Linked DNA regions of Homo sapiens: region 1 is linked to region 2. Evidence: chromatin contacts called from ENCODE Hi-C or POLR2A ChIA-PET data. All regions are on one chromosome and are shown on one strand. Each heading gives the region's core, a stretch centred on a gene start or an enhancer-like site at or near the end of the contact. The rest is flanking DNA. Distances are from core to core; before and after follow the strand shown.

Evidence for each region. A loop is a pair of places that touch in the nucleus more often than their neighbours do. ChIA-PET counts read pairs that join two places held with the same protein, here RNA polymerase II (POLR2A). Pooled maps may share reads with other maps.
Region 1: a loop to region 2 is called in a map of CD8-positive, alpha-beta T cell, with 2.8 times the contacts of the local background. The contact joins two enhancer-like sites. A Hi-C loop is called at or near these places in 2 of 168 maps with a recorded cell type or tissue (CD8-positive, alpha-beta T cell and psoas muscle) and 1 of 50 pooled maps. POLR2A ChIA-PET finds 5 or more read pairs at or near these places in 1 of 52 experiments (HEK293T).

What each region holds. Positions count from the first base shown.
Region 1 is chr1:12,634,898-12,638,346 of GRCh38, reverse strand. No RefSeq gene overlaps it. Among named protein-coding and RNA genes, the nearest start is that of AADACL4, 7.5 kb to the left of the region's middle. Within about 2 kb of position 1,691, at least 9 of the 41 ENCODE cell types and tissues checked have a DNase peak (open chromatin) inside an H3K27ac peak, as active enhancers do; they include psoas muscle, where a contact is called at or near this core.
Region 2 is chr1:12,538,168-12,542,106 of GRCh38, reverse strand. No RefSeq gene overlaps it. Among named protein-coding and RNA genes, the nearest start is that of LINC02766, 15 kb to the right of the region's middle. RefSeq lists enhancers at 250-544, 1,107-1,755. Within about 2 kb of position 1,791, at least 23 of the 41 ENCODE cell types and tissues checked have a DNase peak (open chromatin) inside an H3K27ac peak, as active enhancers do; they include psoas muscle, where a contact is called at or near this core.

The DNA.
Region 1 (3,449 bases), core at 442-2,941, 96 kb before region 2:
GTCCAACATTGGTTAAGTGTCTGCAATGGCCCAGGCACAGCTGTGAAGTGCCTTACCTGTAGGAATTTGTTCAATGTCTGCAACACCCTAGAGGAAGGTACTGGCGTGATCCCTACTTCACAGATGAGGATACCAAGCCCCAGAATGCCAGACTCACTCGCCCACATTCATAGAGCCAGAGGTAGAAGGGCTCAGCCCAGAGCCCAAGCACTGCCCTGTCTCCTCTCAGGTCTGTTAAAGCAAACTAAATATGGCCTGAGAAGGACTCCATACTTCCATATTTGAGTCCCCGTAGACATACTGTAACCAGCTTAATAGTTAGACAAGATTGAAAACCTAACATAGAAGTATGCGCTTGTAACAATAACTGAGTCTTGGCCAATCCCAGCGGCCAAACTTCAACCACTCAGAGCCTGCCAAGTGTTCAAACTGTGTTCAAATAAGGCAAAGGCCATCCTGTTTCGGTACCTCGCTGCCAATTTCTGTACCTCTCTTCCCTTTTTTTTGTCTGTAAATCTTCTACCACGTGGCCAGATTGGTGGCTCATGCCTGTAATCCTGGCACTTTGGGAGGCCGAGGCAGGATTGTTTGAGCCTAGGAGTTCGAGACCAGCCTAGGCAACAGAGTGAGACCCCATCTCAAAAAAAAAAAAAAAAAAAATTAGTTGATGAGCTTTTTTATCACTTGAGGTCAGGAGTTTGAGACCAGCCTGGCCAATATGGTGAAACCTTGTCTCTTCTAAAAATACAAAAATTAGCTGGATGTGGTGGCACGCACCTGTAGTCTCAGCAACTCGGGAGGCTGAGGCAGGAGAATCATTTGAACCTGGGAGGTGGAGATTGCAGTGAACAGTGATGGCACCATTGCACTCCAGTCTGGGTGTCACAGGGAGTCTCCATCTCAAAAAAAAAAAAAAAAGAAATCTTCTTCCACCACGTGGCTCCACTGGAGTCTCTGTGAATCTCCCATGATTCTGGGGGCTGCCTTATTCATGAATCATTCATTTCTCAATTAAACTCCTTTAAATTTAATTTGGCTGAAGTTTTTCTTTTATCAGGTCTGACAGATGGATGGATGGACAGACAGACTTGAACTTATGGAGGCTGTGCCTTTCTGGAATTAAAAACTGGAGACACAGAAAGTACAACTGAGGGGGGTGGGGGGTTGAACCAATGTTCCAAAACAGAGTCCAGAGAGGAAAAACAAGGTGTTCTGGGTGGCAGATCAACCTCCCTGTACCCAGCACACAGCCGGCTCACCGCATAATTACCCTTTTGTCACTTACAGCAAAAAAAGTCCATCCTGCTATGTCCACAACCTTGGAAGGGGCAGGAGGGAGAAAGAGTGACAGCCAACATTTCTCAGCAGTTGTCTGTGTTTGGCATCCCCAGGAAGCCCCAAGCTATCTGGGGAAGATGGGGTGAGGCCGGTCCCCCACCAGAACACCCATGGCCTCACCAAGCTGTGGAAATCCCCACCCTCAGTGCCCTCTCCCCACCCCATCCCATTCCCTAGGCCACAGGCAGTGCCCTATGCTGTAAATCAGCCCAGCTAACCCAGACCTGGGAGCAGATCCCTTGGGAGCCCTCCCTGCTAGCCAAGAATTCCAAGAATTCAAGGGGGAAGCCCTTGAGAAAACAGGCCATATGACCTGATATTTGGGCCAAAGCAGCATTTCCATCCCAGGCCTGGGAGGACTCACACCAGGAGGATGGGTTTGTCTTCCTGTGGGAGAAACCCAGGCACGCAGGGGCAAGGGCCAAGGTACTCATCTACCTCCCCCCAGCCTCCCGAAGCGTTAGCTGGTAAACCGCTGAGCAATGTTCAGCCAGAGGACTTTCCTGGGGTGTAAGCTTCCCTTGGGAGGCAGGGTGGGGGCCAGCGGTGAAGAGGCAGTTTCCTTTCAGGCAGAAACTTGGTTGGGTTTCAAATTCAAAGGAATGACCTTGGTCAGGAGCCTGACATCTATTTCATGACCATGTGGCATTTTCCAGCACTGGTCTAAGCGTCAGTAAACACGAAGGGGTAGTGGCGTAATGGACACTGTACCCATTTTACAGCAGGAAACCAAGGTAGGAAGAAGTGAAGTGACTTGCCCACGGGCACACAGCAAGTGGGTGGCAGAACTGGACTCTAAACCAGGGAGCCCACCCCAGGGGCTGTGTCTGGCCACCGTGAGATTCGCCTTCCCTCTAACTAACAGGGTTAAAAATGACATCACGGGGCCGGGTGTGGTGGCTCACGCCTGTAATCCCAGCACTTTGGGAGACCAAGGCAGGCGGATCACAAGGTCAAGAGATCGAGATTATCCTGGCCAACATGGTGAAATCCCGTCTCTACTAAAAATACAAAAATTAGCCGGGTGTGGTGGCACACGCCTGTAGTCCCAGCTACTCAGGAGGCTGAGGCAGGAGAATCACTTGAACCCAGGAGGCGGAGGTTGCAGTGAGCCAAGATCGCACCACTGCACTCCAGCCTGGGGACAGAGCAAGACTCCGTCAAAAAAAAAAAAAAAAAAAAGACGTAATAGAGGTGGAGTCATCCGCACCATTTCCCATAAGACAGCCTTGACAACCCGTGACTAGCCGAGGTCCTGTCTTAGCTGTGACAAGCCAGACCTTGAGGCTGGGTTTTCTAATGTCCCCTTGTGCCCCTGCAGGAGGATAGAACTAGTGTGTGGGGCTCACTGCCCGGCAAGGGGCACTTAGGGGGTGCCAAGCCTCCCTCTGAGAGCTCTACCCCTGACTCTTATCAAGAAGCCCTCACACACCCCTGATGTAGGCACTCCAGCTGTCCCCATTTCACAGATGTGGAAGCCAAGGCCCAGGGGCATTAAGAACTATGCTCCAGGTGAGGCGCTGTTTAAGTGAAGAAGGAGGAATATCCGTGTCCTGTTGATGCGGAGCAAATGATCACAAACTCGGTGGCTTAAAATGACATAGATGCATTCTCTCACAATTCTGGAGGCTGGAAGTCCAAAATCAAGGGGTGGGCAGGGCCACAGTCCCTCCAGAGGTTCTAGGGGAATCCTTCTGAAGCGGCATCATTTGCCTGGGGTAATACCCCAGGTTCGTTGCCTCACGCCAAGGAACTTAAGGATGCACACACGCAAGGAGTGAGTTTAAGGGTGGAAGTTTAATAGGCAAAAGGGAAAAGCTCCCTCCCAGTTTGCAGCGAGATGCGGTCGGTTTTGTAGATGAGCTTGAGGAGGCGGTGTCTGATTTACATAGGGCGCAGAGGATTGGTTGGACCAGGTGTTCCCTTTACATAGCGCACGAAGAAGCTGGCCATCCCACCCTAATCTTTTGTTATACAGTTGGGGTCTCCACCTGGCCAGCGCCGCATTGTCTGCTTCTTTACTGCACATGTGGCCTCCATGTTGAACATGCCTGGCCCCCAGATAGCCGTTTCCAATGGGCACATAGGAAATTCCCACGTACACACAGGCA
Region 2 (3,939 bases), core at 542-3,041:
GACACAAAGGGAATAATAGATGCAAAGCACTTGGGGTGGGAGGAAACAGTTTTAAGGGCCCACTCAGGGCTGGATCCAGGGTGGGGCACCGGGATTCTTGGGGCCAAAAGGCTGGGTTTCTCCTCGTCTGGTGAATCAGAGTTTGGGGGAAGCCTCTACTGGTTTAGCCCACCCTCAGAGCCCTGATCCACCAGCTGGGCAGCTCAGCTCATCTTTTGTCTGGTGGTGGGGAAAGGCTGTTGGAGGCGCTGAGGGGCAGAAGCCTGTTTTTGGAGGGCCCGTGGCAGAGAGTGAGGGAGGGCCACGTGGAGCCCCACGGTCACCCTGCTACTTTCTCTGACCTCAGCTGCGGCTTGGCCTCCCGCCCTTTGGGAGTTCACAGGGAGGTGAAATCTGCAAGCGGAGGCTGGTTTCTTCCCCTCCTGGGAGGACTGAGCTATCCAGACAAGGCCCGGGAAGGCCCCTTCCTCCCCTTCCAGGGCTCTCTGGGATCTGATGAGCCATTTGTCCAGCTCTGTCTTCTCCCCTCCCCAGCTCTGGGGACAGAGCAGCTGGGACTGCAAAGACTGTCCTGTTCCTGATGTAGGTCCCCACACCTGGAGACCCAGGGGCTGAGGCCGGCCCCCTGCACCTCCTCCAAGCTGCTGAGCTCAACTGCACTCTGTGGCCCCAGGAAGGCATGGGAAAGGCTGCCCCCCTGGAGCACTTCATGGCTGTCGAGGCGCACGTTGCAAATCAGGCTCTGGCCCTTTGCCTCTGCGAGCACTGGGGGCTGTCACTTACGACCCTGTCCTTACAGGGAAATTCCAGCCCACAGCTCAGGGCCTTGGGAGCAGCCGCATAGACTTCGGAGCCAGGCAGCTCTGGGTTGGCGTCCCTGACCTGTCTCACTCTCTGCAGGACACTGGGCACATTTACGTCTCTGAGCTTCAGTTTCTCCATGTGTAAAAAGGGGTCTACCCCTAAGCTGCAGCGCTGTGGTACTTATGGTGGCAGCTGGTGACAATTCCTGACAGCGGGAGTTGGGGGGTTCTTTACCACCAGTGGCTCCTCTCAGAGTCATTCAACCCAGGCAGGGGCACTGGGGAGATGGTCAGTACCGCCCAGGTAAACCGAGGCCTCACGTGTAGGAGCCTGCTTTCTGGAAGGGAGGCTCTGCCAGCAAGTCTCATTTCATCCTCAAAAGAACCCAGGGATGTAGTTATAAGCAGGATTCGCCTCTGACAGATGAGGAGAGGTTCAGAGAGGTTGACAAACTCACTCAAGGTTGCACAGCAAGTAAAAGGCCCAGCTGGGATCCTTCAGGGATTGCTGGACCAGGGAGCCCCTCCTCTGCACCGTCAGGAAGGGTCCAGTGCTGGGCCCTGAAGCCAGGAGCCCGAGAGGACGTTCTCAGCACCAGCTCCGCCTGCAAGCCCAGGATTTCCCACCCCCATGCACCGCACCCAGGACCCCAGGACAGTGCCCCTCCCCGCACACTGGGCTCTGGCCTCAGCCTGCCTCTGGGAACTTGGCGTTGGAGTTGGGGGAGGGTGGAGGGAAAGGCAGCCTTCGGAGCTGTCCCTGGGAGGGGAGCCGTTTGGCGTGAGGGCCGGGCCAGGCCGGCCTCCTTTGTTGCAGGCTGACAGGACGGTGCGGCCACCACACACTTCAGCTGCCAACTCGCCGCGGTCACTCAATCCATCACCGAGGGCGGGGGCTCCCGGCCCTGCTGGCTCCTGGCCGCTCGGCCTGCGATGTTGTTTTAGTCTGACTCGGGCTGTGAGATAAACGGGGCATGAACCGGTCCCCTGGCAGGGGGTCAGCCCCTTCTGCCCTCATTAAAGTGCCAATCAAGAAGAGGAATGGAGACGCTGAGTGAGCTCAGCCCTCTCGGCCAAGGGGGCAGGAGCCGGTCCCCCCACCACGGATGCCTGGAGAATTCCATCCATCCAAGGCCTGCGGGCGTCTGGTTGCAACACACCCAAGCAGCCGGCCCTTGGTGTTCCGTTCCTTCCCAAGCCTGCGTATGTGAGCAGCGGGTGGGGTGGGTACTTGCGACTTTGAATTTCCAGCTCCCCCAACTGGAAGGGAAATTCAAAGCAGCAAGTACCCACCCACCTCCTGCTCACACGGGCAGGCTCGGCTTGCTGTTGTGGCAACGTCACAAACCACCCCAAAACTTTATGGCTTAAAACAATTATCTCCAGGCATGGTGACTCATGTCTGTAAAACTAGCACTTTGAGAGACCAAAGTGGGAGGATTGCTTGAGGTCAGGAGTTCGAGACCAGCCTGGCCAACATAGTGAGATCCCACCTCTATCAAAAAATATAAAAATTAGCTGGATTAATGGGGCACACCTGTAGTCCCAGCCACTCAGGAGGCTGAGGCAGGAAGATCACTTGAGTCCAGGAGTTCAAGGCTGCACTGAGTCACTTGCACTCTAGCCTGGGCCACAGAGCAAGACCCTCTCTCAAAAAACCAAACCAAACCAACCAAACAAAAAAACACCCAGCCATTTGATGATCTTGTTTGAACCTGAGGGTGGACAGGGCTCAGCTAGGTGAATCATCTGCTCCATCATCTGCTGGGGTGGTGGCTGGAGGGGCTGTTTGCTGGGGCTCTTCTGGGCTGAAGGGTTCAACATGGCTCAGGCATGTGGCATCTTTGTGGGGACACCCAGAAGGCTGGGACACCTGGTTCACGAGGATGGCTGTGCCTGTCTCTCTGTCCCTGTGGAGTCTCGGGGCCTCTCTCCCTGTCTTACATGGCCTCTCCATGTGGTCTGTCCTGCAGGGTAGCCAGACTATTCAGTGACTTGGGGCTCCCAAAAGCACATGAGTGAAGGTGCTAGGCCTTCATAAGGTTTTGGCCTGGAACATGGCACAGAGGAACGTCTGCCCCATCCTAAAGCAAGTCAGGAACCAGCTCTCTTTTCTCCTGGGCACTCTGCCTGGAGGGCAAGTGGATCAGCAGCCTCTTGGGGTGTGGGGTGAGGTGGCTGGAATTCTCTCTCTCTCTCTATATATATATGTATACACACACACACACACACACACACACACACACACACACTCCACAATTCTTCAACTCTCTGGAAGAACCCCTCAAAGTCTATAACAAGGCATTCGCAAAAACATAATTAATAGTATGCTTTCATATTAATTTTACATATTAAATAAAAATAATAATTGGACCGGGTGCAGTGACTCACACCTGTAATTCCAGCACTTTGTGAGGCCAAGGCAGGGAGATCACTTGAGGATCTGCCAGGAGTTCAAGACCAGCCTGGGCAACATGGCAAAACCCTGTCTCTACAAAAAATTAGCCAGGCATGGTGACGTGTGCCTGTAGTCCCAGCTACTCGGGAAGCTGAGGTGGGAAGATCACTTGAGCACAGGAAGCAGAGGTTGCAATGAGCTGAGATTGCACCACTGCACTCCAGACTGGGAGACAGACTGAGACTGTCTCAATAATAATAGTAATAATAATAATAATTGTTACCATTGCTTAAGAACTTATGCCAAGCATTGTTCTAAGCAATTATAGCTTATTTAATTCCCCTGATAGCCCTGTAGGGATGATATAACTATTACCCTTGCTTTACATGTGTCTAAGATAAGTGGCTAAACTGTAATAGACTCCCAAACATTTAGTAACTCAAACACAATAGAGGTTTTTATCTTGCTCTCTTAAGGAAAGATCAGCATTCCTGGTGGGCAAGCAGCCCTCCTCCCTTTAGTGTCCCATAGATCCAGGCTCCATCCATCCTGTGACCCCCACCCCTCACCTCTGGTCCCCAGTAGTGCATAGATCACTCTGGCAGCTACATGAAGACTGGGCCATGGATGGTGTGTGCAGCTGTGGGCAAGCAGAGGGGTTTGGGATATTCACCATTTGCCTTCTAAATTTACTCTCCCTTTGTTCACCCTGCTCTCTGCCCTGGGAGGCTGCCCTCT